Linked DNA regions of Mus musculus: region 2 is linked to region 1. The links are chromatin loops, found by intact Hi-C in ENCODE. Cell type or tissue: gastrocnemius. All regions are shown on one strand.

Evidence for each region. A loop is a pair of places that touch in the nucleus more often than their neighbours do. Peaks named below come from ENCODE experiments on the same cell type or tissue, not always from the same donor. Only the 100,000 strongest peaks of a DNase experiment are listed, where the experiment ranks them.
Region 2: a loop joins it to region 1, with 2.2 times the contacts of the local background. A loop is called at or near these places in 2 of 42 quality-filtered maps.

Annotation. Positions count from the first base shown.
Region 1 is chr10:42,450,615-42,458,614 of GRCm38, forward strand. It overlaps Afg1l (AFG1 like ATPase), which reads right to left. Exons shown (of 13, transcript NM_145743.2): 2 at 3,693-3,916. Among named protein-coding and RNA genes, the nearest start is that of Afg1l, 24 kb to the right of the region's middle. In gastrocnemius, a CTCF peak has its summit at 4,268 (motif pointing left); DNase peaks (open chromatin) are centred at 3,847 and 7,392; H3K27ac peaks cover 3,466 bases.
Region 2 is chr10:42,523,996-42,531,995 of GRCm38, forward strand. Snx3 (sorting nexin 3) reads left to right here. Exons shown (of 4, transcript NM_017472.4): 2 at 1,959-2,054. Among named protein-coding and RNA genes, the nearest start is that of Snx3, 26 kb to the left of the region's middle. In gastrocnemius, no CTCF peak of the experiment used is centred here; no DNase peak of the experiment used is centred here; H3K27ac peaks cover 341 bases.

The sequences.
Region 1 (8,000 bases):
GCAGGAGACGTGGAAAAAGGACTGTCCCTGGGCTTGCTAGCCATAGCCAATAGGCAAACTCCAGCTGCAGCTACATATCAGACAGACAGACAGACATCAAGCTTGCCCTTATAACTCTGGGGAGAGCAGCCTTAACCCTTCCCAAGGGAAGCACCTGGGGGTGGGGGCGCAAAGGACCTCACCAGTCCTACCTCTCAAAAGCACCCCCACTTTCCAAAGTCCCAGCAAACCACAGCCATAGCTCATCAAGAATGGGCTCAACGTGTCCTTATAAAAGAGGACCAAGGGATTCAGTCACCCTTCCACCACTGAGAACACGTCAGACGGCAATCCAGAAGCAGTCGGCAGGTCTTCGCCAGTCACCAATCTGCCAGCACTTTCATTATGAACTTACAGCTTCTCAACTACAAGAAGGGATGTCCTGTCTTTACGCTCTCCCAGCTAAAGGTATTTGTTGTAGAAGCCTAAAATGTTGAAGACATGGATTAAGTGGACTGCGGCCAAGGCACGGCAAGCCTGGTTACAGTGGGAATGCATGGCCTTGTATTTCCCCATGTGATCTTATTTTTCAATCTCTCTCTCTCATCGCAACCCAGAAGATCATTATTCCTTTCAATCAAAATATATGAACACAATGGAAGCCTTTTTATTTATATAAGAAGCAAGACTTTGGGGCTGGAAAGATGGCTGAGTGGCTACGAGCATGAGCTGTTCTAGAAGACCCTGGTTCGGTTCCCAGCAGCCACGTGGTGGTTCATCTCCATCAGTGACTGCAGTTCCAGGGGACTGGACACCTTCTTCTTGCCTCCGAGGACACTCCACGCATGTGGTGCACAGACGTACACGCAGGCAAAACAGCCATACACATAGCAAAATAAAAATACTTTTAAAAGTAAAACTGTTTTTCTTGGGTTTTTTTTTGTTTTTGTTTTTGTTTTTTGTTTTTTGTTTTGCAAGACAGGGTCTCACTACATAGCTCTGGCTGTCCTGAAACTTACTATGTAGACTATGCTGGCCTCTAACTCACAGAGATCCACCTGCCTCTACATCCTGAGTGCTGGGATTAAAGGTGTGCCAGTATGCCAGCATAAGAGAATTTTAATACTCAGAAGTGATTTTTTTTTATTTGTGGGGGTTTTACTTGTTCATATATTTACCAGACTAGAAATAAAAGCCAGGGTCACCATCATGCTAGGCAAGAGTCTATCACAGATCTAGTGTCCCAAATCTTTCAAGAGCATTTTAAAAAATAAAATTACTGGCTGGGTGTGATGTTGCACAGCTTTGATTAACTTAGGAGGCAGAAGCAGGCAAACCTTTCTAAGTGTGAGGACAGCCAGGGCTACAGAGTAAGACCATATCTTCAAAAATAAGAATATTCAATTTAAGTAAACAAATAATAATCAAATTACTTTCGTTGAAATTTTCTCTTTTAAGTTTGTGTTGTTGTTTGGGGCTTTTTTTTTTTTTTAATTTGCAGGATGTGTCTGCATGAATGCACTCCAGGTGTAAGAGGTGCCCACCAGCCAGAAAAGGGCATGAGATTCCCTAGAGCTGGAGTTCCAGGTGGTTGTAAGCCCCTACATGGGTCCTCTGGAAGAGCAGCACGTGCTCGTAACCACTGAGCCATCTCTCCAGCCCCTCATCAGAGGGGTTTTTTTTGGGTTTTTTATGGGTTTGGGGGGTTTTTTGGGGGGTTTTTTGTTTGTTTGTTTGTTTTATGATTTATTTATGTATTTTATGTACACTGTAGCTGTCTTCAGACACTCCAGAAGAGGGCATCAGATCCTCTGTGGTTGCTGGGCATTGAACTCAGGGCCTCTGGAAGAGCAGTCAGTGCTCTTAACCGCTGAGCCATCTCTCTAGCCTCTTCTTTTTCTTTTTAATGATTTACTTATTTTTATTGCACGTAGTTACAGACAGTTGTGAGCTGCCATGTGGGTGTTGGGAATTGAACCCAGGTCCTCTGGAAGAGGAGCCAGTGCTCTTAACCTCTGAGCTACCTTAGGTTTCCCATCAGAGTTTTAAATAAACTATTAATACTATGTATCACACGGTGCCTCCTTCCCTAAAGCCCTTACAGTGAAGGAATGGTTGGGTTGTGGGAAGCAGCAGAATGGTGGCCAGTCGATTAAGGAAAAACTCGTGTCTCAAGTGTCCAGCTCCTGTTACACTGAAGTGACTTCCTCTGATGATGCTGACCTCTACAGCCAGCTATAGCTGGATGAGGTATGGGTTTTCTTACTGAGCAGAATTTCAGCTAAAGCTCAAAGCAGAGGGAAACAGGAGGCAAGTGCTCCACCCACCCCCAGAAGCTCACATCCATGTGTAGTTAAAAAGAAAAAAAGTAGGCAGCCCTGGCTCGGTGGTGCGTGCCTTGTACTCACTGATTAGAGTGCCTATCGCACATGTGTGAAGTCCCAAACTTAATCCCCAGTACCACCAGAAGGAAAAAAAACCTGAGAAAGAGTTTGAAGGCAGCAGGGTCTACACAGCAAGATCCTATTAATTAATCGACCAATTGATTAAGAAGAAATAAAAAAGGCAAAAGGGGAATTGGTAAGAGTGATCAAGGCAGAAAGTTGGTGGCCGGTAAGTGCAGGGAAGGGTGGGAAGAGAAGCATCCGAAGGTTAGGGTTGACTTAAGAGGAGATCTCCCTCCCTGGGTGAATGAGGAATGTCACAGGCAGCTACCACAGCAGGGTATGTTAGAGCTGTGGATGAGCCTGACATGAATCCTCAGAAATATAAGGGTATACAGGACAAAATCAATCTGGTGCCTACTTCTTGCCCATAGAAGTCAAGGCTGGGGACTAGAAAGGTGGCTTAGTGGTTAAGAGCACTGGCCACTCTTACAGAGGACCCTGGTTCAGTTCCCAGCACCCACACAGCTGCTTACAACCATCTGTAACCCCGACTGTTGGGAACCTGAAGCCCTCTTCTGACCCCAGGCATGCGGTGCGCGACAACCCTGTTGCAGATAAATGACTTGCACGTGTATAATTTATTTTCTTTTTTAAGAAAAAGGTGGAAGAGGAGGAAAGAAGAAATCCAGGGTAACTAAAGCACTCTAGGCAACAGGGTTGTGGAACAAAATCTTATGTTCCCCATGGCCTCAGTGGACCAGGAAGAGTGATCCAGAGAGAGCATCCAGAAAGGACCAAAAATAGCTGAGTGCAGCATCAGGAGGTCTCAGCAGGAGGCAGGGGTGGGAGGTGTTTTCCCAGCCACAAGAAGACAGTCAAACAATGGGACACCACAAAAGTCCCCAGGAGGCTTTCACAACCCACCAAGTTGCCCCTTAACTAAGAGCTACCTGACCCACCTTCTGTTCAACCACACTTTCTCCTTCCTTCTGACCCACAGAAGTATAGCAAAGCAAAGGAGGAGGGAAGTGGTACACACACACACACACACACACACACACACACACACACCACCTCTCCACCCCCACCCCACCCCCCACCTTCCAAGATGAGGCTTGAGGACCAGGATAAAGGGGGTCGCATAGAGGCTTAACTTAGCCAGGGATACAGGATCTAATGATTATGAAGCGATTTGGACAGGTGAAGGTAAGAGACCACTAAGGAACATCAAAAAGAGCGGAGCCTGTGGAAAACCTTCATGTGGTTTCAGGGCTGCCCCCCCCCTCCCCCGCACCGAATCTATTTTAGAAAATGCAATCACCTCACCTTTGAAAAGAGCCCTCCTTCCTCTATGCTGTATCCTTTAAGGTCCTCCTGTAACTTCTGCAAACACTGAACGACTCTTCTTTGATGTTCATCCTCCCTCAGCTCCTGAGATTTGATCAGAAAGTCGTAGTGGTCCAGAGGCCCGTGGCAAACAGCCAAGGCTTTCAAACGGGCCTCAGAAGCGGCTGTTGGGCGTACACCCTCGGATGTCTGGACTGTGTAGGCTATAAACAAAAACATGCAAGATTTTAGACTTCATTCGCTCATTTAGACAGGTCTTGGAATAGCAGCTGACCTCCCTACATAGCTGAGGACAGCTTTGACCTGCAGACGCTCCTGCCTTTATCTCTCAAGTAGGTGGACGACAAGCTATTTGGTCCTCATCCCTGGTTCTTATTAAGCGTTGCTAAAAAGGGTCGACTCAGAATTCCATGAGAAGGGCTGGAGAGTAAGGACTTGGTAGTAAGATTGCAAAGCAAAGCTCAGTTCCCAGCACCCACGTAGAGTGAATGCCTCACAACTCTTAACTCTATCTCCAGAAAAAAAAAAAGTCTGACGCCCTCTTCTGGCCTCTGAAGGTTCTGCACGCAAGTGACTCAACCCACACACAGTTATACACATATAGTCATCATTTTTCTAAAATTTTAAAGGGAGCAGGAGAAGTCGCTCAGCAGTTCAGAGAAGTAACTTCTCTTCCAGAGGGTCAGCTCCCAGCATCCACATCAGGCAACTCACAACAATCTGTAAATCAGGGAATCCAACATCCTCTGTCACACACATGGTTTATAAAGTAAAGCAAGCATCCATAAATACACGTAAATGAAAATAAATTAAACTTCGTATTTTAATGGAATCTTTTACAAAAAAAATAATAATAATTCCCTGAGTGGTTCATCTTTTGTTATTCATAATGACCCCTGTCTGACTTGGATAGCTTCAAAATGGAGACATTTGCCAAAAAGATAGAGCAAGCAGAAGACTGAATTTTCCAGCCCATGCACAGAACTCTGGGGCAGGCAGGAGGACCTGAGGTTGAACTTCAGGTTACTCTTATGTGGAGATCTGAGAGCCTCCACGTCAGTGAACACAGCGATGTACTGAGAGCGAGGTGTGCCTGCCTCATGTGCTCTCTCAGTTTTCCTGCCCCACGGCTGGACCTTTATAATAAACGAGTCATAAACCTGAGTTATGTGAGCCATTCTAGATAATTACCAAAACTGAGGTAGGGGAGGAATGGAAGTCCCTGGACCCAGAGCCTGCTGGGCAGAGATGTGGGCAAGTGGGCCATCTCATTTGCAGCTGGCATAGGAAGCGGAGCCGCACAGTGGCGCTGGGCTGTGCTCTCCATTCCTCGTGCAGTGTCAGCACTGAATTGGTTCTTGTTCTTACACCTGATGCTGAAAGATCTCAGAAGCCGGGTGGTAGCGGCACACGCCTTTAGTCCCAGCACTTGGGAGGCAGAGGCAGGCAGTTCAAGACCAGCCTGGTCTACAGAGTGAGTCTCAGGACAGCCAGGGCTACACAGAGAGACCCTGTCTCGAAAGACAGAGAATTCAGAGTCTCACAATCAGAGGAGAATGCTCTTTTCAGTCTCTTAACTTTCTGGAGTTTAACCAAATCAGGAAAGCTCAAAGCAATACTACTTTCCTTCCCTCTTTCCTACAAACCCCTCTCCTGACTCAGTGCTATGCCCATTCCCTGGTTCCTTTCATCCCACGGCACCCCACCCTCGCTTGGATGCTCATTATCTCCTGTGTAGGTTTGTCGGGGTCCCCTAGGATACCTTCCACCAACCCGAATGTGAGTCCAACTGTTTACATCAACAGACAAAACTGCAGCCTATCCAATGGCCTTAATTGGCTTTCTTTGCAATTCTAGACTCAAGTAACACAGCATGCCAAGAAATTCAGTCCACATTCCAGTGAGCTGGGCAGAGGTTAGTTTCATAGCGTGCTGAAGAAACCAGAAACAAAGCCAAAAGCACCCTGCTATAAGCTTTGACATCCTGTTTAATGAGGGATTTTTTTGTACATACAGAAATCTTTCATTCATTTTAGGCCCAGTGAGAAGACTTAAGAGGTTAAGGCACTTCCCTTACAAGCCGATGCCCTGAGTTTGATCCCTAGAACCCTCATACAGGTAGAAGGTGGGCTGACCTCTGACCTTCACATACAGGCAGTGACATGTACTCACACATGCACATCATACACATACATAACCATGAATAAAATTTAAAATCCTCAATTGGTTAAAGCAAAGTGGGAAGAGAGGAGCACACCTACCCACATAGCTCGCATTTCCCAGCAGCCCCCTGGCCACGTTCCCACCTTCTGGGATCACATTAAGTACAAACAGCATGTAAAGGTTAACACAGAAGGATGGAGATAGCAATCGACTGTTTCCAAGACTGCTTTAGACAGTTACTGGAGGCAGGGGAGAGGGCGGGGCGGGGGTTGTAGCATCATCACACCCAAAAAAAGTAAAGAGCAAAGCTCTGTAAACAATGTAGTTTCACTGAATATCCACTTCCCTTCATCCAATCGGAAATTCTGGTACAGCTAGGCAGCAGGCTATGACAATCACCATGAAAACCTTAGGCTGGGCCAGCAAGATGGCTCACTCAGCAAAAGCACTCACCCTGATGATGTGTTTCTAATCCCTAGAACTGCATAGCAGACACAGAGAGGGGGAACCCACTTTCACAGGCTGTCCTCTGACCTCCACACATGAGCCTGGAACTAACTCTGGATCAGGGTGGCTGTGAACTCAGAAACCGCCTGCCTCCTCTGCCTCTGCCTCTGCCTCTGCCTCTGCCTCTGCCTCTGCCTCTGCCTCTGCCTCTGCCTCTGCCTCTGCCTCTGCCTCTGCCTCCTCTACCTCTGCCTCTCTGCCTCTCTCTGCCTCTGCCTCTCTCCTCTGCCTCTCTGCCTCTCTGCCTCTCTCTCTGCCTCTCTGCCTCCTCTGCCTCTCTGCCTCTCTGCCTCTCTGCCTCTCCTCTGCCTCTCTCCTCTGCCTCTCTGCCTCTCCTCTGCCTCTCTGCCTCTCTGCCTCTGTCTCTGCCTCTGCCTCTCTCTGCCTCTCCTCTGCCTCTCTCCTCTGCCTCTCTGCCTCTCTGCCTCTGTCTCTGCCTCTGCCTCTGCCTCTCTCTGCCTCTCTCTGCCTCTGCCTCTCTCCTCTGCCTCTCTGCCTCTCTGCCTCTCTGCCTCTCTGCCTCTCTGCCTCTGTCTCTGCCTCTCTCTGCCTCTGCCTCCCTAGTGCTGGATCAAAGTGCACACCACCACACCCCCTGGATACTTTTCAATCTTTTGTGACCTCTTTAAATATCTTGTTTCTCACTGACAACTGCTGTACTATCTCATCAGCGTCCCCTCTGCACTGCCTATGAGTTGTTGCTTTTTTGTTGCTCTGTCTTTTGCTTGCTTGAGACAGGTCTCACTGTTAGCCCGGACCATCCTCTAACTGACAATCCCCCTCCTCTCTATCCTCTAGATTCTGGGGCTATCAGTATGAGCCACACCAGGCTTTCTACTCAATTTTTTCTTCCCTACCACTCAACTCTTAATCTATTTTAAAAACATCAAAATTAACAACAGAGCATCCTGAGCCCCATTGTTGAGGGACATACGGCCTCCTCCCTTCCTGTCGTGGCTCAACCTCTGGAGCCTTTCCCAGCCACTGGTCACATCCTGCCCAGGCTCAGCCTAGGATAACAGGCCTTGAGGAGACAGCTCCTCACGAGGCCCCAGGACTCACCGCTGCCAAACTCAGCAGCAACAACTTGGGCTTCCTATCTCCCATCTACGTGTGTAAAATATTTCACTTCTAAAGGTCATGCATAGGAAGGCCTGGAGACAAAGCGCACTGCATCGCTCCCAGCTCTGAAAAGCTTACCATTCTTTACTGCTTGTATTATTTCTCAACAATTACTGGGTACTATATACACCTTTTTCAAAAAAGAAATTGAAGGTGAACTGAGGAAGAGGCGTTTGCTTAGCCAGTTAGCAGCCGTGAATAGAGACTCTCTCTGCAAGATGCTCAAGGCTGAGATTGGCCAGCCTAGCCCTGGAGAGCAGCTGTATAAATTGAAATACAAAAGACTTCTCCAAAGCTGCATTAAATTAAATCTGTGACTACATCAGTATACACAAATTATGTGATGCTGCTCCCATATTATTTTGATTTGTATTAATTTGTCTTATTGTACTCCAAATGGACAGTGGAGAAATGCCTTCTGAAGTGCCATAGACTAATCTACAAACAAAAATGGAAGATTTTAGAAGCCCAAACGTCCATGTTGTTCTTTCTAAG
Region 2 (8,000 bases), 73 kb after region 1:
CTGTACAACATAGAAGGGAATACACTTTGGAAAAAATTGACACCACTACAAACTGAACTCAAGGTCCTGATGAATAGAAGGCATTCTTCTGTTTACTGACGGCATTAAACTTAGCTAGTGAGCAGAGTGCTCGAAGCAATGGACGCCACAGCAAGGTCGGTGCCTTGGTCTACACAGCAGGAAGTGCTCACCTCCAGGTGCCTCAGGGTTTTTTTGATTCTCAGCTATAAAACAGTTTTCAGTTTCCAAGTGCAATACTGAATTAAGAATAAAATTGACCCAAGAGAGTCGGTAGAATTAAGTAGAACTTTAATAGAGCTTGGCATTTGCTGCATGAAGTAATTTCTGAGCTCTACGGTAAACTTTGTAACAGGGACTTTGCACTTGATATCCCACTTTGCCTCCAGAGTACAAGGATTATAATTCTTACATGCATATTAAAATATTTTTTTGGCTAATGATAAAAATGGACTTGTGGTTTTGTTTTTTTCTCAGCTAGGGATTGAATCCAGGACCTCGGCTTTCCAGTTAAGCACTTTACTACTAAGCTGCACCTCGCCCCCCAGCCAATTCTTATTTGAATGTTCCTTAACATTTGTTTATTTGTATGTGAACACGTGCACATGCCACAGTACCCATGTGGAAGTCAGGACAGCTTGCAGTAGTTAGCTCCCCGCCTTGGATCGCATGAGTTTCTGGCATTGGATTTTTGCTTGATAGAAAGTGCACCTTTACCTGCCCTGGCCATCGGGACCCTCTTGTTACTGGATCAGGAATGCTGGGGGTGCACATCTTTAATCTCAGTGCTATTAGGAGGCAGAGATGGAAGATACCTGTGAGTTCAGAGTCAACCTGGTCTGCATAGTGAGTTCCAGGATAGCCAGGGCTATATAGAGAGGCCTTGTTTCAGCCTCCCTCCATGCCCACCCACTCCCCCAAAGTTGGCAGAAATAGCAACAAGTAGTCTTTAGTCCAAAAATTGTGTTGCATTATGACTAACCTCCGAATACTCAGCATCATGGTCTCAGTTCTTAAAATGCCCTCCCCTGTAAAGCTCTGCATCGTTTAAAGACTATGGGCATGTGCCCATGAGTACAGTAGCCAGAGACCAGAGAAGGTACTGGATCTCTCGGAACCCGTTACAAGTGGTTGTGAGCCACCAGCATGGGTGTGGAGGGCTGCACTTGATCCTGCAGAAGGATTCTTGCTCTCTCCAGCCCCTTAGTTACCCTTTATGTTAGGGTCTGTTTTGTTTTATATGACTCCTAATTTTCTCCTAGTGATAAATAAATTCTAACACTCCCTGACCTTTTGGGTACCCTAAGGTTGTAAATTAAGGGTACCATTTAGGGTCTAGGGAGATGCTCAGCAAATGACAGTGCTTGCCATGCATGTTCAGCCTCTTAGAACCCCTGCTGGAAAGCTGGATGACATGGTGGCAGGCTTCTGTAACCCCAGCTTTCCGACAGCAGGATGACTCGCTCAGAGCTGGCAGGCCAGACACACGAGAATACACAGATTAGCAGCTAAAACAAGACACCCTACTTCAAAACATGGTAGAAGGAAAGAACTAACCCACAAGGTTGTGCTCAGACCTCCACGTGCACACCCAGACACCCTCTCACCCACATTCAAGAGAAGTGAATTTCAAAGGAGAAAACAAAACAGTTACATTTTTGAACTGGAGATGAGACTCAGGTTGGTGTGAGGAGCCGCTGCTCCGGCCCAGCATTGCCAAAAGAAGAGTTAACTGGCCAGGACAGGATGATAGCAAGTTCAAGGCCTGCCTAGTCTACATAGTGAGGGGTAGTCAAGGCTTAGCCTGGGCATTGTGCTTAATAATGTTACAGTGTTTGTATGGTAACCATGTTTGTCACCTTATCAGTGTGCCAGACATTTCCCTCCCTTTCTGAATGTCTTAATGTTCTTCAACTTAGGAGTGACTGTTTTGCTTTCAGACAAATCTTCCTATCTTCAAGCTGAAGGAATCTACTGTTAGAAGAAGATACAGTGACTTTGAGTGGCTTCGAAGTGAACTAGAAAGAGAGAGCAAGGTAAGACTTATTTACAGTGGAGCTATGCTTTTCTGACTTACCATGTAACTTTAAAGCAAAATGTGCCAGTTCTAACTTAAGAGCTCCAGAATGTGGGTGAAAGCCGGTGCAGGACTTATGTGAAGGGTCCATCTCAGGCTGTACCTGAGTAGAGGACAGTCGTCCTCACTGTTCAGAGCTCTTTTTTCTGCTCAGTAGTGCAACTGGGCCTTTGCAGCTTGACGTTGTAATAGCCCTTCTCAGTCCTTCCTCATCCTCAAGGGCAGTATAATTTTCCAATTTTGTTTAACTCATAGTCTGCATATTTTATTATCTCACACGTATGTAGAAGTTTCATAAAAATGATGATCTTATTGTCTGGTAGATGGATATTCTTGAGATGAGCTTGTGTGGGCATAGGAGACACACCTGAGAAGTCTTATATATGATATTGTTTTGGGGCTGTGCACACAGACTTAGCAGAGTGTGAGGAGTTTAAAAGCTAAACCCAGGTTTTTATAGGAGCATAGTTTATAACACAGATATCATGAGTAGAGACCAGGGGTGCATCTCAGTGGCAAAGTGCATGTTTAGCATGTACCAAACCACATAGAAATCAGTGGACAGGTGAATTCAGTTAAAGACTTTGGAAAATCTGGAGAGTATTAAGGACTACAATATACGGCTGCTGGTAATTGTAGATAGAAGATCTAACTGTCTAAAACAAGTAGGAAATAAAAAACATAAAGCCAGGCATGGTGGCCCACGCCTTCAATCCTAGGAGACAGAGGCAGGAGGATCTCTGAGTTCAGGCTAGTCAGTTTCAGGACAGCTAGGGCTACAAAGAGAAACCCTATCTCAAAAATCAAATGTATGTACATTCATATGTATGTATATGATAAAAAATAAGGCAAATTGAACAATTTAGGAAAATAAAAATTTTAATGACCATGAAGAAGTATTTTGGTAGGCTGCATTTTTTCCCCCAAACATTGCTTATATGCACACTGGAATGTTTTTAAATGATTTATTTATTTTTATTTTAAGTCCATGGGTGTTTTGCCTACAAGTATGTATGCATGAGGGTGCTGGATCCTCTTAGAACTGGAGTTACACACAGTTGTGAGCTGCATGTGTGTGCTAGGAGTTAAAACGGGGTCCTGGAAGAGCATCCAGTGTTCCTGACCACCGAGTCATCTCTCCAGCTCCTGGAATGTTTAATAAATGTTGCTGATTATATACTTTCCCCCCCCCCAGCAACTGCTTTATCAAGAGATAAATTGTGTGCTTTACAGTTAGTGATATAATTCACCTAAGATGTTCAGAATTACACAGCCCATAACCACAGTGTAGGAACTCATTATCATCAATTATCCTTTTAAAAGAAGCTTGCTCAGCCCGCTGGAACCTACCTACCTGTGAGTAGTCCCAGCACTCGGGCAACAGAGGCAGGGTTGCTGAAAGTTCATGACCTTGTAGGTTTACAGTCCCAGGCCAGCTAGAGCAGCATGACAAGACCATCTCTAGAGAAAAGAAGGGAGAAAGAGGAAGGGAGAGAAAGAGTAAAAAGGACTCCTGTGTCTGTCTCTAGGTAGTGATGGCCAGTCTCTTCTCAGCTTCTCCTCTCCATCCTTGTCAACCGTGTATGCACTTTATGGCCTTATGGCAGCACAGAATACCTAGTGTTGTATGCTGCTTCTCTCAGTTTGCATGTTCTCGAGGTTTTATCCTATTGTAGCACATGTCACACTTGTTAAAAGATTTCATTTTGTGTGCTTATTATTTTGCCTCATATGAAGGCTTATCAGGTACTTGAGGAGACCAGAGTAGGGCATCAGATCCGCTGGACTGGAGTTACAGATGGTTGTGAGCTGCTGTGTATATGGTGGGAACAGAACCTGGGTTCTCTGTAAAAACTGCAAGGGCTTTTAACTGTCGAGCCATCTCCCTGGCCCATTATTGATTTTTATTGCAAAATAATAGCCTGTTGTATAGAAAGACCATTTTTTTATTTGCCCAATAGTTTTCCTTTTTTAAAAGATTTATTTATCATTTTATGTGTGTGGGTGTTTGCCTGTATATCTGTCTGTCTGTCTGTCTGTGCTCTGTGTGTGCAGAGAGACCAGAAGGTGTCAGCTGTCCTGAAACTGGCATTACAGACAGTGTGAGCTGCCATGTGTGTTCTGGAAATGGAACCTGGGTTCTCTTGAAGAGCAGTCAGTGCTCTTAGCCAGCAAGCTATCTTTCCAGCTCTTATTATCTTTCTTCATTTGCCATCTTAGGAATGAAACCCAGGGACTCACGCGTTAGAAGAATGCCCATCCACAAAGATAGGTACCGATCTCTAGCGATTCATCATTCGATAGATGCTTAGGTTGCTACTGTTCTTGACTAACCACCTACGATTATGTTGCTGAATTACATAACTTAAGATTTTGTTATTACATTTGGGTATGTGCATGTGTGCCTGCAGTCATGAGTGTCACAGCCAGGACAGCTCTCAGGAGTGAGTTCTCTTTTTACACTGGAGGTAATCAAATGAGGCTTGGCAGACGTGCCTTTACCCCCTGATCCATCTTGCCAGCCCATAACTACGCCTGCTCTCTTTTGAAAGTTGAAAGCTGCCCAGACTAGCATCCAACTCACCTTGTAGCCCAGCCAGGTTTGTCTTTCAGCTCCCGTGCCATTGTACCGTATGTGCAGCATTTCATTCTCCTTCCTGCCCTCAGTGTGAGCAACCCACGGCTCTCCGGTGCTGCTTATCACTCTTAGCCGTGTTGGTCGCGTAGGGAGTGAGTGGATCACTGGGCTTTTGGTGTCCATTTGGTGGCCAGTGTTGCTGCTGACCTTTTTTTCATTTACTCCTTGAGTCTGTGCTCTTTGGAGAAAAGTGGACTGAGATATTTTGTCTGTTTAGTTGGGCTGCCTTTTTATTATGTTGTACTGTCTAAAGTGTAAAACAGTAACTCCAGGTTCCTTACCATCTATCTATCTGCTCTGCAGTCTTTGTGGGCCATTCTACTTTGTACTCATGGACTATGCAAGCATCTTGGGAGTCCAGCCTGTTTGGAAATCTTACTCACATCATTTCGAAGAGCAACATACGTGGGTCCTTCTGTTATTTGTTTTTCTCGAAGGCCTATGCTAGAAACTGACATTCAATATCTGTCATCATGGTTTGATTCTTTAGCTTTCAACAGTATATTTAGCAGACATCTTCCTTTTAACCCACATACAGAAACAAATACAAGAAGTGTTAGTGTTCTAGACAGGGTCTCACACAGTCTAGACTGCCCTCAAACTCCGTGTAACCAAAGATAACCTTGAGGTCTTTTCCTCCTGCTTCTACATGTTGAAATTACGAGTGTGCCCTACTACTCCTGGCTGCAGATTGATAAAAAGAATTCTGATTAACTTTGAATATATGCAGCAGTCAGTAGAGTGCTTGCCTCTGATGCACAGAGCCCTGAGTTCAGATCCCTGCACTACACAAACCCAGCGTGATGGCACCTGCAGGTAGTCCCAGTAGGGGGGCCAGAAGCATAAGGTCATCCTTAGCCACGGAATGATTGAGGCCATCTGAGCTGAAGTAAAGGCATTCTAATTAAATCTTTTCGTTCTACTTAAAGATTGTTGGCTATGACGCTGCTGAGATAGATGCTCAGCAGATAAAGGCACTTGCCTGATGACCTGAGCTCACACAAGGGAAGCAAAGATCTGACTCCTGTGAGTCATCCACACGCGCACCTTTAGGAGTGTGCACATACATGTGCTACACACTTAAGCACACACATGCACAAATAAGTCAGCAAATGTAGCAACGTTTTCTTAATTTATTTGATGCTTAAGAGGATCTTTGCTAGATAAGCCATTCATGACTTCTATAGGTATCTGGCCTGCTAATTATAAGGTCCATTCTACTTACTATTTTGAACATTGTTAGGAAGAATATATATCTACAGGAAACAAAAATGTCTACGTGGTGACCAAAGCTTATAATCCCAGGTGGAAGCAGGGTTGGGGGAGTGGTCATAAACTCAAGGATAGCCTGGGCTACATGAAACCTTGAAAATACAGCACAGCATCTTACGCATCTTTCTCTTGAATTAAAGGTGATTCTTTAGTACACTGCTCTATTGTTTTTGGTTGGGGTGGGCTATTTTGTTGTGATCTTACATTTTATTTGTATGCCAGGGAAGGCCCAAGTCTGAGAAATGGAGCTGCAGAGTTGTGAGCTGCCATTTGCCTTCTGGGAGTTAAACCTGGGTCCTCTGTAGGAGCAGCCAGTGCTCCGTGCTTTTACCTGCTGAGCATATCTCCACCTTTTTTGATTTTTCTGAGACAGGGTTTCTCTGTGTAGTCTTGACTGTCCTGAAACTCACTATGTAGACCAGGCTGGCCTCAAACGACAGAGACCTGGACTGACTCTGTCTCCCTAGTGCTGGGGTTAAAGGTGTGTGTCACCCCCACCCCCCCCACACACACACACCTCCCAGCCTTTTTTTTTCCTTAATAGACCATTTTGTATGTGTATCTTCCCTCCATGTAGGCGCTGTTAGAACTGTGGGACAGGGTCCTTTCTCTGTGCAGGTTTTAACACTTAATTTGACACATTGACAATGTGGGAAAGAGATGTGTTGGTTCTAACAGAGACTTCTGGAAGTAAGTCCTTTAAATCATCGAAGAGCAGATCTAGGAAGGAAGGGATTGCAGAGTGTGTCTTGAGCATCTGCTCGGTTTCCTGTTCATTTCCTTGCTGCTGTTTTCTGTTGCCCCCCTCTTGTCTGTGTGCAGTTGATCTGGTCCTTCCATTTTTAACTTCAGTGAGTTACTAGTTTAGGGTAAATTTGTAAAGAAACAGAGCCTGCGGCAGAGCACATGTCTACAATGCTGTCGTCACTCCAGAGCCAGAGGCAGGGAGCATAAGTTCCCAGAGCTGCACAGGAAGGACCCGACTAAAAGGACCAGGGTCATAGAGCTGAGCTCCTGGTCTGGGGCTGCAGCTCCTTAGGTGGGGTGCTGCTTAGGGTTACAGCCCCTAGAACCATGGCAACAGTTGTATTTTGGTAGTGTTTGTTTTAAGACCGGGTCCCATGCTAACCTCAATCCCCCTGTTGTCGCTGAGGCTGGCCTTGAGTTCTTGATTTTCTACATCAGTTTCCTTGCTTGCCTAACATTGGCAAGGCCCTGGGTGAAGGAGGAAGCACAGCTCGGGTGTGAGACTCCAGGATGGACAAAGGAACTGAATTGTGTAGGTAGGTAGGTGCTGGCTAGAGGAACCAAATGTCTTAGAAAGTCCCAGAAGGGAAAGCTGAGTCCGTGAGTCCATTCAGTGGGAAGGACTGGGGACTTCTGAGAGTGGGAAAGAAGAAATGATAGTTTTTGGAGAAAGAGTAGAAAAGGAAGTTTGGGGGAAAGTTGATGGCTTGTGAGAAGATGGCCACAGTGCCTAGGATGGGATCCTTCACACGCAAGTGAGAACGGGCAGCCCTCCTTGGGTGAAGGGATTCTTGACAACAGCTACACTGTACAGAAAGAACATTGTGTTCTTTAGCTGGGGCTTGAGTTTGGTCAGCGCTGAAGCATCATCTTTCCCACGGAGTATTAGATGTGTTGAGAGGCTCAGGAACCTTTGTCTCAGTCCCAAATGACAGGATGTTGTTGTCTTTGTATAGTTGTTTGATAAATTCAAGAAGAAACCTGTGGACACCACCTTGAAGAGCCTTGGTCTTCTTGGACTTCTCCACATCCACAGCTGGCCATCTGGCTCCAGAGCCATGCCTTTTTTGTTTGTTCCTTTGTTCCTTTGATTTGGTTTTTACAGTGCTGAGAATTAAACCTGGGCCTCACTCTTGCTAGGCAAGAACTCTAACACTGAACTATACTCTGCCTTCTGTGTTTTCTTTTCAGTTGTGTATTTAAACAAGTTTGTAGGTAAAATGGCTGTCCTTGTGAGGGTATTTTTTG